2 separate regions of the Homo sapiens genome follow, and region 1 is linked to region 2. The links are chromatin loops, found by intact Hi-C in ENCODE. Cell type or tissue: stomach. All regions are shown on one strand. Links, peaks and the distances in the headings refer to the core of each region. The heading gives the core; the rest is flanking DNA.

Region 1 (5,383 bases), core at 229-5,228, 44 kb before region 2:
AGGCACTGTTCTAAGAGCTGCGTGTGTATTCCTCATACATTCTCACAACAGAGAGGTAGTAATATTATGATGTTCTTTGGTGTACAAATGAGGACACTGAGGCACCAAGAGGTTTAGTAACTTGCCCCAGAGCAGTGAGAAGCTGGAGATGGAGGACCTGCATGAAATAGACCATGGGGCAGATGAGGGAACGTTGCTCAGAAGTGGGGGCCATGGTGAGAGAGTCGGGGGCATGGGCTTATTTGTGAATTTTTTTTACTATCTGTCTCCCAACTAGAGAGCCAGCTCCATGACTGATCCATCTCTGCTGAACACTCTACCCTCTAGCACCTGGCAAGGGTTTGGAGCATAACAAAGTCTCAACAAATGGAAGAGTGTGTGAACAAATGAAGAAATGAATGAATGAATGAATGAATGAATGAAGATTCAGGGTCACCAAGGGTTGAAGTTTCAGGACAAGCTGGCACACAGGATTTGTTAAAAAAAAAAAACCCACTCAGAGACCAGGTGGCTCATGCCTGTAATCCCAACATTTTGGGAGGCTGAGGTGGGAGGACTGCTTGAGTCCAGGAGTTCAAGACCAGCCTGGGGAACATAGAGAGATCCCATCTCTACCAAAAAAATACGAAAATTAGCTGGGTATGGTGGTGCGCACCTTTGGTCCCAGCTACTCAGGAGGCTGAGGTGGGAGGATTGCTTGAGCCCGGGAGGCTGAGGCTGCAGTGAGCTGTGATCGTGCCACTCCACTCCAGCCTGGGCAACAGAGTGAGACCCTGTCTCAAAAACAAAAACAAAAACAAACAAACAAACAAACAAAAATCCCCACTCAGACCCAGTAGCTCAGAACCTGGATGGGGGATGGGGTAGTCATAGAACCAGGCACCCCCATAGCTTTACAAAAAGGGGTGCAATCATATTGCTAACCCTTGCCCACGTTGAGGGAGGCTCCTCCAGACTTGGGCAGGAGGACTCCGGCAGGGCTGGCTCCTCAGCTGAAGGTCTCAGTAAACTAGGTGGCTGTCAGTCAGGATGGATGGAAGAAGGTTCATGCTTTCTCCCCTTGCCCGCAAGAAGCAAGCTCTCTCCCAAGGCCCCGAACACCTTGATTCTTCATTCCTGACTGTGAGCAACCAGGGGATGGATTCTTGGTCCCAATCTCTGTGCCTGGCATATAAAAGGTGCTCAATACATGTTTGATGAATGAATGAAATAATGTAATTAAGAATTTGAGGGGGCACGGTGGGGGAAGTTTTTTTGCTCCTTAGGACTTGTCCCCAATCACCCAGAAGACCACATTTGCATACAAATAATTGATATTCTAATTACGAATCATTCGTATTGATTTAGTAAGCAGATCCCCAAAGCATCTCTAGAAGATAATTAGATTCCACGCTTCTCAGGGGTAAGAACGGCATATTTACCTCATTGTTCCCCCATGGCAGTGTGAGGCAGAAGAACCGTGTGATAAATGTTTGATGAGGCAGTGAGTGAGCATGGTATTCACTGTGGGGAGATTTTACAGGGTCCCCACAGATCATTTCCAGTGTGTTGAGGCAGTTGGGAGGGGACAGGGGATGCGTTTTGTTAGTGTGTATGTCAAATTTGCAAATCTCTCTTTTGTCCAAGCCCTGGTGATTTTCCACCTCACGGCCTTCATTCATTGAGCAGACATTTGTGGAGGGGCACAGGGGCAGAACACCGAGGACCCAGAGACAAAAGACACGCAGACCCCCATCTCCCCCTGTCTAGCTAGGAGATAAAGCAGAGTAAGACAGAACCTTGAGTGACCCTACCAAGGAGTGGCTGGGGACGAGGGTCTTAGACCTCTCCCTGTTGTTTCTGTCTGCCTATCCCCAGGCCACCCCAAAGAAATGACAATAATACATAAACATTAACAAAGGATTATGCAACCAGTGAGTGAGAGCATCATTGGAAAACTTTGTTATTTTCATTGATCTGATTAGAAACTGTGCTTACTCTGCAAATGCAGCTTCGAATCCCCTCTTCCACTGTCCTTCTGACTAGTCAGCCACCGCAGGGTGTCTGAGAAGAGAAACTGCGCAGCAGCCTCTGGTTGCCAGCATCAGAAAGGAAATACGAATCCCTGAATGCCAGAGCTAGGGAGGGGTAGGGGGAGGGAGAGGCAGAGATGGAGAAGGAAATGGGAGAGAGAGAAAGAGAGAGAGACAGAGAGGGAGGGAAAGAGAGAGAGGGATGGGGGAGGGGGAGGAGGAGGGAGAGACAGAGATGGAGAAGGAGATGGCAGAGAGAGAAGGAAAGAGAGACACAGAGGGAGGGAGAGAAAGAGAGGAAAGAGGAGAAAAAGGAGGAGAGAAAGAGAGGGAGGGGGAGAGAGGGAGGGAGAGCTGGGGAGAGGGAGATATATATATATATATATATTTGGGGAGGGAGGAGAGCGGACGAAAGAGGGAGGAAGAGAGAGAGAGAAGAGGAAGAGAGAGAGAGAGAGGGAGGAAAAGGGAGGGGTAAGGGGGGAGAGAGAGAGATGGAGGAAGGGAGGGAGATGGAGCAGAGAGGGGGGAAGAGAGAGGGAGGAGAGAGAGGGAAAGAGAGACGGAGGGAGAGAGAGATGGGGGAGAGACAGAGATAGAGGGAGGGAGGGAGAGAGAGAGAGAGGGGTATAATGTGGGAGGGCAGGGGAGACCGTGGCATGGCATTGTAAGTTTCAGTTTCTCCATTTTCATTTTTCTGCTCCCCACTCCCAGGAATGCTTAGAGCCATAGATTATCAAGTGACTGTCACAACTTTGCTTTTGTATCTAGGGGAAAACCCCAAACAAGAGTAACTGCAATAGGTAAAGTACCTGCAGCGCTCTCCTGAAATCCAAATGCTCGCAGCAGGCCCTGCCATTTTGTGCTGAGAAAGGAATGTGTCTTTGCTATGACCGCTCCCTGTGCAGATCAGGCAGTAGGGAAATCATGGGCTCTGTAGACCGATGGCCTGGGTCCCAACCTGCCCTTCGCAGCGCTGTGACTCAGCAGATGTGTGGCCTTAGGCTGCTGGCAATGCCTTGCAGACAAAGACCCCCAGGACACATGTGTGGGGGAATAAGTTCAAAGTGCCGCCTGGGCGCTTTGGGAGTGTGAAGCAGTTCCCTAAGAGGGGTCAGAAGAGACTCGGGGATTGGGGATAATATTGGTGATTTCAGGGCAGGGGTCCAGGAAGTGAGCTTTGCTCTTGGTTAGGTGCTGTCGGGAACAAGACTTGGGGTCATACTGTGATTGCATCCACAAGGACTAGAGTGACGGAGAAGTCTTGTTTATGTTTTGACCCATCATGGTCAGAGTGGCCTTGTGTGAGGTCAGTGTCCTGTGACATTGCCGAAATTGTCTTGTGAAATTGTGGCCTTGTGTTGATGTCAGTGTCTCTTCGACAGGAGAGAGTATACCAAGGCCAGCTGCGAGGGCCAGGCCAGCTTCTGGCTGATTATCTCTTCCTCGCTGTCTGAGCCTCGGCCACTTCCTCATCTGTACGGTGGGGATAATGGAAGTTCCTGCCTCTTGGATCTGGGGAGGACTCAGTGAACGGATGCAAGTAAAGTTCTTGCTGCAGTGATGTTAGCTCTTATCACAAGGATGGCACACTCGTGGGGTCTCACATCACCAGGGATTTCAACGAGGTCCCTAAATCTATGTCTTATGTCAGAATCTGGGGGTCGTGTGATGTGTGAGCCTGGGAGCTCTTGTGTTCTCTGAGGCTGTTGTTGCAGCTGGGTTTGTCTGTCTTTGGGTACTTGGTGAAGGAAGTAAGTTCATCATGTAGTTGGGGTTGGTAAACCCCTCTTGTACCAAATACCCCAATTACATCTAGGAATTGGGGCACTGAAAACCGGTTCTTTATTTTTTATTTTATTTTTTTGAGATGGAGTCTCACTGTCACTCAGGCTGGAGTGCAGCGGCACAATCTTGGCTCACTGCAGCCTCCGCCTCCTGGGTTCAAGCGATCCTACCGCCTCAGCCTCCCGAGTAGGTGGGATTACAGGTGTGTGCCACCATACCAGGCTAATTTTTGTAGTTTTAGTAGAGACGGTGTTTCACCATGTTGGCCAGGCTGGTCTTAAACTCCTGACCTCAAGTGACCCGCCCACCTCGGCCTCCCAAAATGCTGGTATTACAGGCGTGAGCCACCATGCCTGGCTGAAAACCGGTTCTTCACCATCATTTTGAACTCTGTGAAGACATCCCCTCTCCTCCAATATTTACATGTTTTTAAGTAAAAGCCTGTGATTCTTAATTTGCAGCAACTAGGAAAAGAAAAATGTCATAAATACCTTCTGTTATTTCTTCCTGTGGGAAAGGTATCACCCAAAGAACCATCTCCCCATTTCTTCATTTCTTGGAAGATTAATTAATTCCCTACTGGGGTCCTGATTTATTTGTCTTGTGATAGTGCATGGCACGTGGTAGGAGTCCTGAAACCGTGTCCTGGATTTTCATTTATTTATTCCTGGGAGTCTAAGACGTAGGACTTTGCAGTGGCAGGAATGTTTTAATGTTTGACAAAACAAATAATAAATGAGGATGGCTCAGCCTTTGAAAGCAGGTACCTGGGAGGGCAGGAATGCAACCTTTGCCTGGCCTCAGCAGCTGCTGTGCTCTCTGCAACGTCTCCAGGGCGCCCCGCCTGCCTCCTCAGCTGTCCTTGCGTTCCTTCCCAGCCTCTCTGCTCCCTGCTCTGAGCATCATTTCTCTCGGTAAAACCCCTTTGAACCTATTATTCTCCTGCAGCTGGGGCTACAAGGAACCTTTTGTCTTTTTCTCATTTTACTTTGCAACTTAAGTCATTTTTCTTTTCTTCGTTTCGTGTTTATATGTGTACATGCATGCATGCGTGGGTGTACTATTTTGAAATGACGGCATTATGAAAAATAAAGACAAGCTTTTATATTTTTTAGGCTTTAATATAAAAACAATAAAGAATTCCCTAATGGACCCATGGCAAAAAAAAGCAGGCACTAAAATGTACATGGTTTTGTAACAAGCAGTTGTATGCTAAGGCTAATAATGGAATTTGTATGTTTATTATTGGTGCAATTAATAATATTGATTTATATAGCCCGACTGCTTGCCCTCATTAGCTATTCACAGTAGCCTCATAAAGTTTGCAACGTTATCCTTTAGCAATGTAAAATCACACACCAACTCACAGAAGAGGGTAGGCAAAGTTTAAGTACATTCACTGACTCAGCAAAAGACCGAGGAATGTCTTCCATCTGGCCTTGAAGCCCCTTTTAATAAATAACCCCACCGTCATACATTCTAGAGACCATCCCAAGTAAGTCCAATTTTATTCCACTTCTTGAAATGTTCTCTTCACAATTTCTGGATTTAAACTTAAACTTGCACATCCCTCCACTCCAGCG
Region 2 (5,383 bases), core at 82-5,081:
ACCTCTCTGTGTGTCTCTATTTTTTCAATAGTTTCTCTAGAGATTACAGTATGCATCTTTAAATTTCAATCTACTTCCAAATATTATACTATTTCATGAACAATGTAAGACTCTGCCAGCTGAATTCCACATATTCATATATTTCCCTCCCATCCATTGTGCTCCTGTTGCCTGTTACTTAACTTCTTCATATGTTACAAACAAACAATATAATTGTTACATATATATTTAAAGCCAATAGTGTTTTTAGCTGGATGAAATAGGCTCCTGTTAATATTTCTTGATATGGGCCTACTGTAGACAAACTCAGCTTTTGTCTGAAAATGTCTCCATTCACCTTTATTTTTGAAGAAAGTTTTTGCTGGATACAGATTAGTTGGCAGGTTTAATTAATTAATTATTGCTGGATACAGAATTAGCTGGCGGGATTTATTTATTTATTTATTTATTTATTTATTTATGATGGAGTCTCACTCTGTCGCCCAGGCTGGAGTGCAATGGCATGATCTTGCTCACTGCAACCTCCGCCTCCTGGGTTCAAGTGGTTCTCCTGCCTCAGCCTCCCAAGTAGCTGGCATTACACGTACCCGCCACCACACCCTGCTAATTTTTGTATTTTTAGTAGAGACAGGGTTTTACCATATTGGCCAGGCTGGGTCTTGAACTCCTGACCTCAGGTGATCCACTTGCCTTGGCCTCCAGAAGTACTGGGATCACAGGTGTGAGCCACCACACCCCGCCTATATATATATATTTTTAAACTATGTTAAAGATGCTGTATCATTATACTCTGACCTCCACTGTTTGTGCTGAAAAGTCAGAGATAATTATTATCACTGTCCTCCTGTATATAACATGTTTTTTATCCCTCTTCTGATTGCTTTTAAGATCTGCTCTTTATTTCCGGTTATCAGCAGTTTGACTATGATATACCTAGACTGTGGAGTTGTGGTTTGTTTTGTATTTATCCTGACGAGTTTGCAGAAATTATCAGATTTATACATTGATCACTTCCATCAATTGTGGAAAGCTCCTACCTTTTATCTCTTGAATTATTCTTTTCCTTTGTCCTTCTCCTTTCTTTCAGGGAAGCCAATTGTGAAACTGACAGCACCTTACAGATTTTGGATGTCTTTTAAAAATATCTTTCTCTTCTCTTTGCATTTCAGTTTGGATACTTTCTACTTATCTGACTTTATATGGACATTTTATAAGATGACTGGACACAGCAGAGGAGAGGGTCAGTGAATCAGATCAAGATTTTTAAGAGATTCCTTTGCTTTGCAGCTCCACCCATGGATTCTTGCACCTTGGCTGCTGTCACCCTATGCCCAGCAAAAGTAGAAATTCCTGTGAAGAGTTTGCTCTGAGCTCACCTGCCCCACTTCAAGTCTCCACAGTTAAGAGCCCAACTGTTCCCATCTATGGCAAAGTTTCCCTGTCCCTCTGTTTCAATAGAGGATGAGAGCAGCTACGGCTCTCTTCTGAATGGTCTATCACTTATTGAAGTTTAGTTTATTTAGGTTTCTTTGTGTGCTCAGCTGCCTAATGGGCTTTTAAAAACTTATCTTGCTTGTTTTGGCTGTTTGGGTGAGAATGATGGTCTCTTGTGACTTTTTATGAGTTGGAAAGCATAGTGGATTGTTTAAAGGACTGAGTTATTACATTTAAAGGATATAATATGCCCATCGTTATCATTACTACTTACATTTGATAATTTTTGCTAAGTTGTTGTTTACAGTGGTTGTACGAAGGACTTGTTAAATGCTCCCTTATGGCAAGGCAGAACAAGGTACTTGGGGATGACCGAGGAGAAAGAGGAGTTCAGTGGTAGATATGTGGAGTCCCAGGTGTCTCTGTTTAAATACCCGTCACCTGGAGTCACTAGAGAAAGGTGGCCATCAAAGTGCTGAGTGTGAATGAAATCACCTAGGAAGAGACACAGACTATGCAAGAAATTCTGTTGTGACATTTTAGGGGTGGACATTGAAGCCAAGAAACACAAGAAGGAGGAAGCCCCAAGAGGTAGAAAGGAGAACCAGAACCGTATCCCAGGAAACCAAAGGATTAAAAAAAAAAGTCAAGATAATGCCAAATACTTCTAGAGGGCAAATACAATAAAAAGCGAATTATATTTGTGGTTTATATTTAGTCAAACTCTACAACAATGGTGTTTCAATGGAATAATGGGGGTAAAAGCTGATAAGAGAACGGTCAATAAGAGATTGGTTAAATAGACAATAAATGTATATAATTATGAAAATCTTCAATAATAATTTTTTACTGAGCGTCTATTGTGGGCTGAGGATACAGCTGTCTGTGGTCATTTCAGATACGGTTCCTCTTCTCATACAGCTTATAATCAAGTGGCAGGAACTGACAATAAATAAACAAATAGATGATTATAGATTTTAATATTTACTACGAAGATTAAAAAAAACACTGTGTGGTGATAGTGACTGGAGTGGCAATTTGAGATAGGATGATAGCAAAAACTTGGAGGAATCCTAAAAGGGAAGAAGATCCAACCATTCCAATATTTAGAGGGGGGAGAACATTTCAAAAAGAGGAAACAGTAAATACAGAGACCTTGAGTTGGGTCTCTGTATTTCTTTTCAAATGTTTGAAAAGAAGGGCCATGTGGCTGAAATGCAGTAAGAGAGGAAGAAAGTGATAAAAAATCAAGGTGAGGACAAACCACCAGCGTTGGCTAGAAGTGACAGAGGATGAGGTTCAGGGCTGCCAGTGTGGCTGGAAATAGAGAGGGGATGTTCTAGAAAAGAAGGAGCTGCAAATCCATACACAGACTCCTCTCAGAGCCACAGCTGATTCCTATAATTGCACATGCAACTGGGGAGATGCCAAGGAGTCCAATGGACAGCAACAGCTGGAAGGCCAAAAAAAGAGCTGAGCAGAGATTTCAGTTGTTTCCAACTGTAGGGGAGAAAAGTTGGGAGTTTAAATCCTGCCAATCCAGAGGCTCACTGGACACCTTCAATGATAATGAGGTAGGCCATATCTCAGAAGCAAAGATAGTGTCCCAAGAATAAGGATTTGTCATAAGGCGACATCCCAACACAACCGTCTGAACAAAGTGTTAAGATGAAGCTTCCACAAGTTCAAGATGATTAGCCCATAATTTAACATTCTGTTAAAACAAAACAGCACTCTTCAGTGGAAGATACGAAAATCTAAAATCTTTGCAGCGTATCTTCTGCAGTGTCCAGTACAATATAAAAAACTACTAGATAATCCAAGAAAATGTGACCCAAGGTCAAGAGAAAAAAAAAAGTAGATGTAACAGATCCTGAGATGATCCAGACGCTGGAATGAGCAGATACAGATGTTAAAAACAGCTACTATAAATATAATCTAGACTTAAAGAAAGTCATATTGAGTGAGCAGATGGGGGAACTATGCATGTAAAATATATAAAAGAACCAAATGAAAATTCTAGAATTAAGGACAGTATCTAAATACTGGGGGAAAAATATTAGACACACTGAACAGAATAGTCATCCTTCAGTATCCGCAGGGGACTGGTTTCAGGACCCCCCACGAATAAAAATTTGCAAATACTCACAACTGTTGTATAAAATGATATAGCATTTGCATATAACCTACATGTATCCTCTCATATACTTTAAGTCATCTCTAGATTACTTACAATACCTAATACACTGTAAAAGCTAAGTAAATAGTTGCTTTATCATTTAGGGAATAATGACAAGAAAAAAAAGTCTGTATATATGTTTAGTACATGTTTAGTACATATACAGACTCTTCCCCCCCAGATACTTTCAATCTGTGGTTGGTGGAACCCCTGGATGTGAAACCCATGACTAAAGAGGGCCAACAGATTTGGAGACACTGTAGAGGAATCAACTAAGATAAAGACAGATCAAGAGAAATTATGTGATTGTTAAGAATAGAGAGAAAAAGATGGGGGTAGGGAAAAGGACACAAACTCAGAGCCTCCATGGCCTGTGGTATAATATCTAGCAGTTTAACATACATACAATTGGAATCCCATAAGAGGACCAAGAGAATGGTGCAAAACAGATACTTAAAACAATTTGGATGCAAATGTCCCAAATTTTGTAAAACTAATCAAATTTCAGATCTAAGAAACGCAGTGAACCCAGAGTATATTACACATTTAGCATATTAAAGTAAATTACTGAAAACAAAAGATAAAGAATAGGTCTTAAGAGCAGCCAGAGAATGAAAAGGCATTACATATAGGGTAACAATATGAAGGAGGATGACGCCACTCAACAAAAACAACGAAGGCCAGGATAAAACAGAATGACACAGTAAAGTGCTGAAAGAAAAAACATCTGAAATCTACATCTAGCAAAAACATACCTCAAAAGTGAGTATGCAGCCAGGTGCCGTGGCTCATGCCTGTAATCCCAGCACTTTGGGATGCTGAGGCAGGCAGATCACGAGGTCAGGAGATCGAGACCATCCTGGCTAACATGGTGAAACCCCGTCTCTACTGAAAATACAAAAAATTAGCTGGGCATGGTGGCAGGCGCCTGTAATCCCAGCTACTCAGGAGGCTGAGGCAGGAGAACAGTGTGAACCCAGGACGGGGAGCTTGCAGTGAGCCGAGATAGCGCCACTGCACTCCAGCCTGGGTGACAGAATGAGGCTCTGCCTCAAAAAAAAAAAAAAAGGGAATATGCAATGCAGACATTACCCTAGGTAAACAAATACCGAGGCGATCTTGTCACCAGCCCTGAATACATGAAATGCTCAAAGAAATTCTTTAGACCATCGGTAAATGTCATCAGATGAAAACTCAATTCTACAGGAAGGAATGAAGAGCAATGGTAATGCTAATATGTGTGTAAAATAAAACTACTTTTGCTCTTCCTCCTTTCTTCCTGTTCTTTTTTTTGAACAATTATTTAGCCCAAGAGTTGCTAGTAGGTAGGCCAAGCAGGTAGGTATTCTTGAGTATGGAAGGTGGAAGGGAGCCATGGTGCCCAGAGCAGTGTATCAAAGCCTGACTAAAGTAAGGACTACCTAAGTAGGGAGGAAAAGAGAGCTAGGGCTGGTTTGGGAAATCCTAGATCCTGTGAAGAGGGCATCCACAACACAATGTTATCATCTTTTTTTAAACCTCAAATAGCCAGTTGTCTTTAAATGACATTGTGGGGGGCGGCGGGAAATACAGTAAAATAGCCATCATTTTAAAAATTTGAAATAATCTCCAACTTCAGAAAAGTTGCAAGTACAATATAAAGAATGTAGCTGGACACTGGTTCACACCTGTAATTCAATCTGAGAGGCCAAGACAGGAGGATTGCTTGAGTCCAGGAGTTTGAGACCAGCCTGGGCAACATAGCCAGACCCTGTCTCTACAAAAAATAAA

What was found. Hi-C counts contacts between places; a loop is a spot of excess contacts. Peaks named below come from ENCODE experiments on the same cell type or tissue, not always from the same donor. Only the 100,000 strongest peaks of a DNase experiment are listed, where the experiment ranks them.
Region 1: a loop joins it to region 2, with 1.9 times the contacts of the local background. A loop is called at or near these places in 27 of 110 quality-filtered maps.

Annotation. Positions count from the first base shown.
Region 1 is chr20:58,372,261-58,377,643 of GRCh38, reverse strand. No RefSeq gene overlaps it. Among named protein-coding and RNA genes, the nearest start is that of VAPB, 14 kb to the left of the region's middle. RefSeq lists an enhancer at 4,285-4,786. In stomach, for the core only: no CTCF peak of the experiment used is centred there; no DNase peak of the experiment used is centred there; H3K27me3 peaks cover 1,514 bases.
Region 2 is chr20:58,328,355-58,333,737 of GRCh38, reverse strand. The region is part of intron 2 of RAB22A (RAB22A, member RAS oncogene family); the gene reads right to left. Among named protein-coding and RNA genes, the nearest start is that of RAB22A, 21 kb to the right of the region's middle. In stomach, for the core only: no CTCF peak of the experiment used is centred there; DNase peaks (open chromatin) are centred at 2,867 and 3,297; H3K27ac peaks cover 465 bases.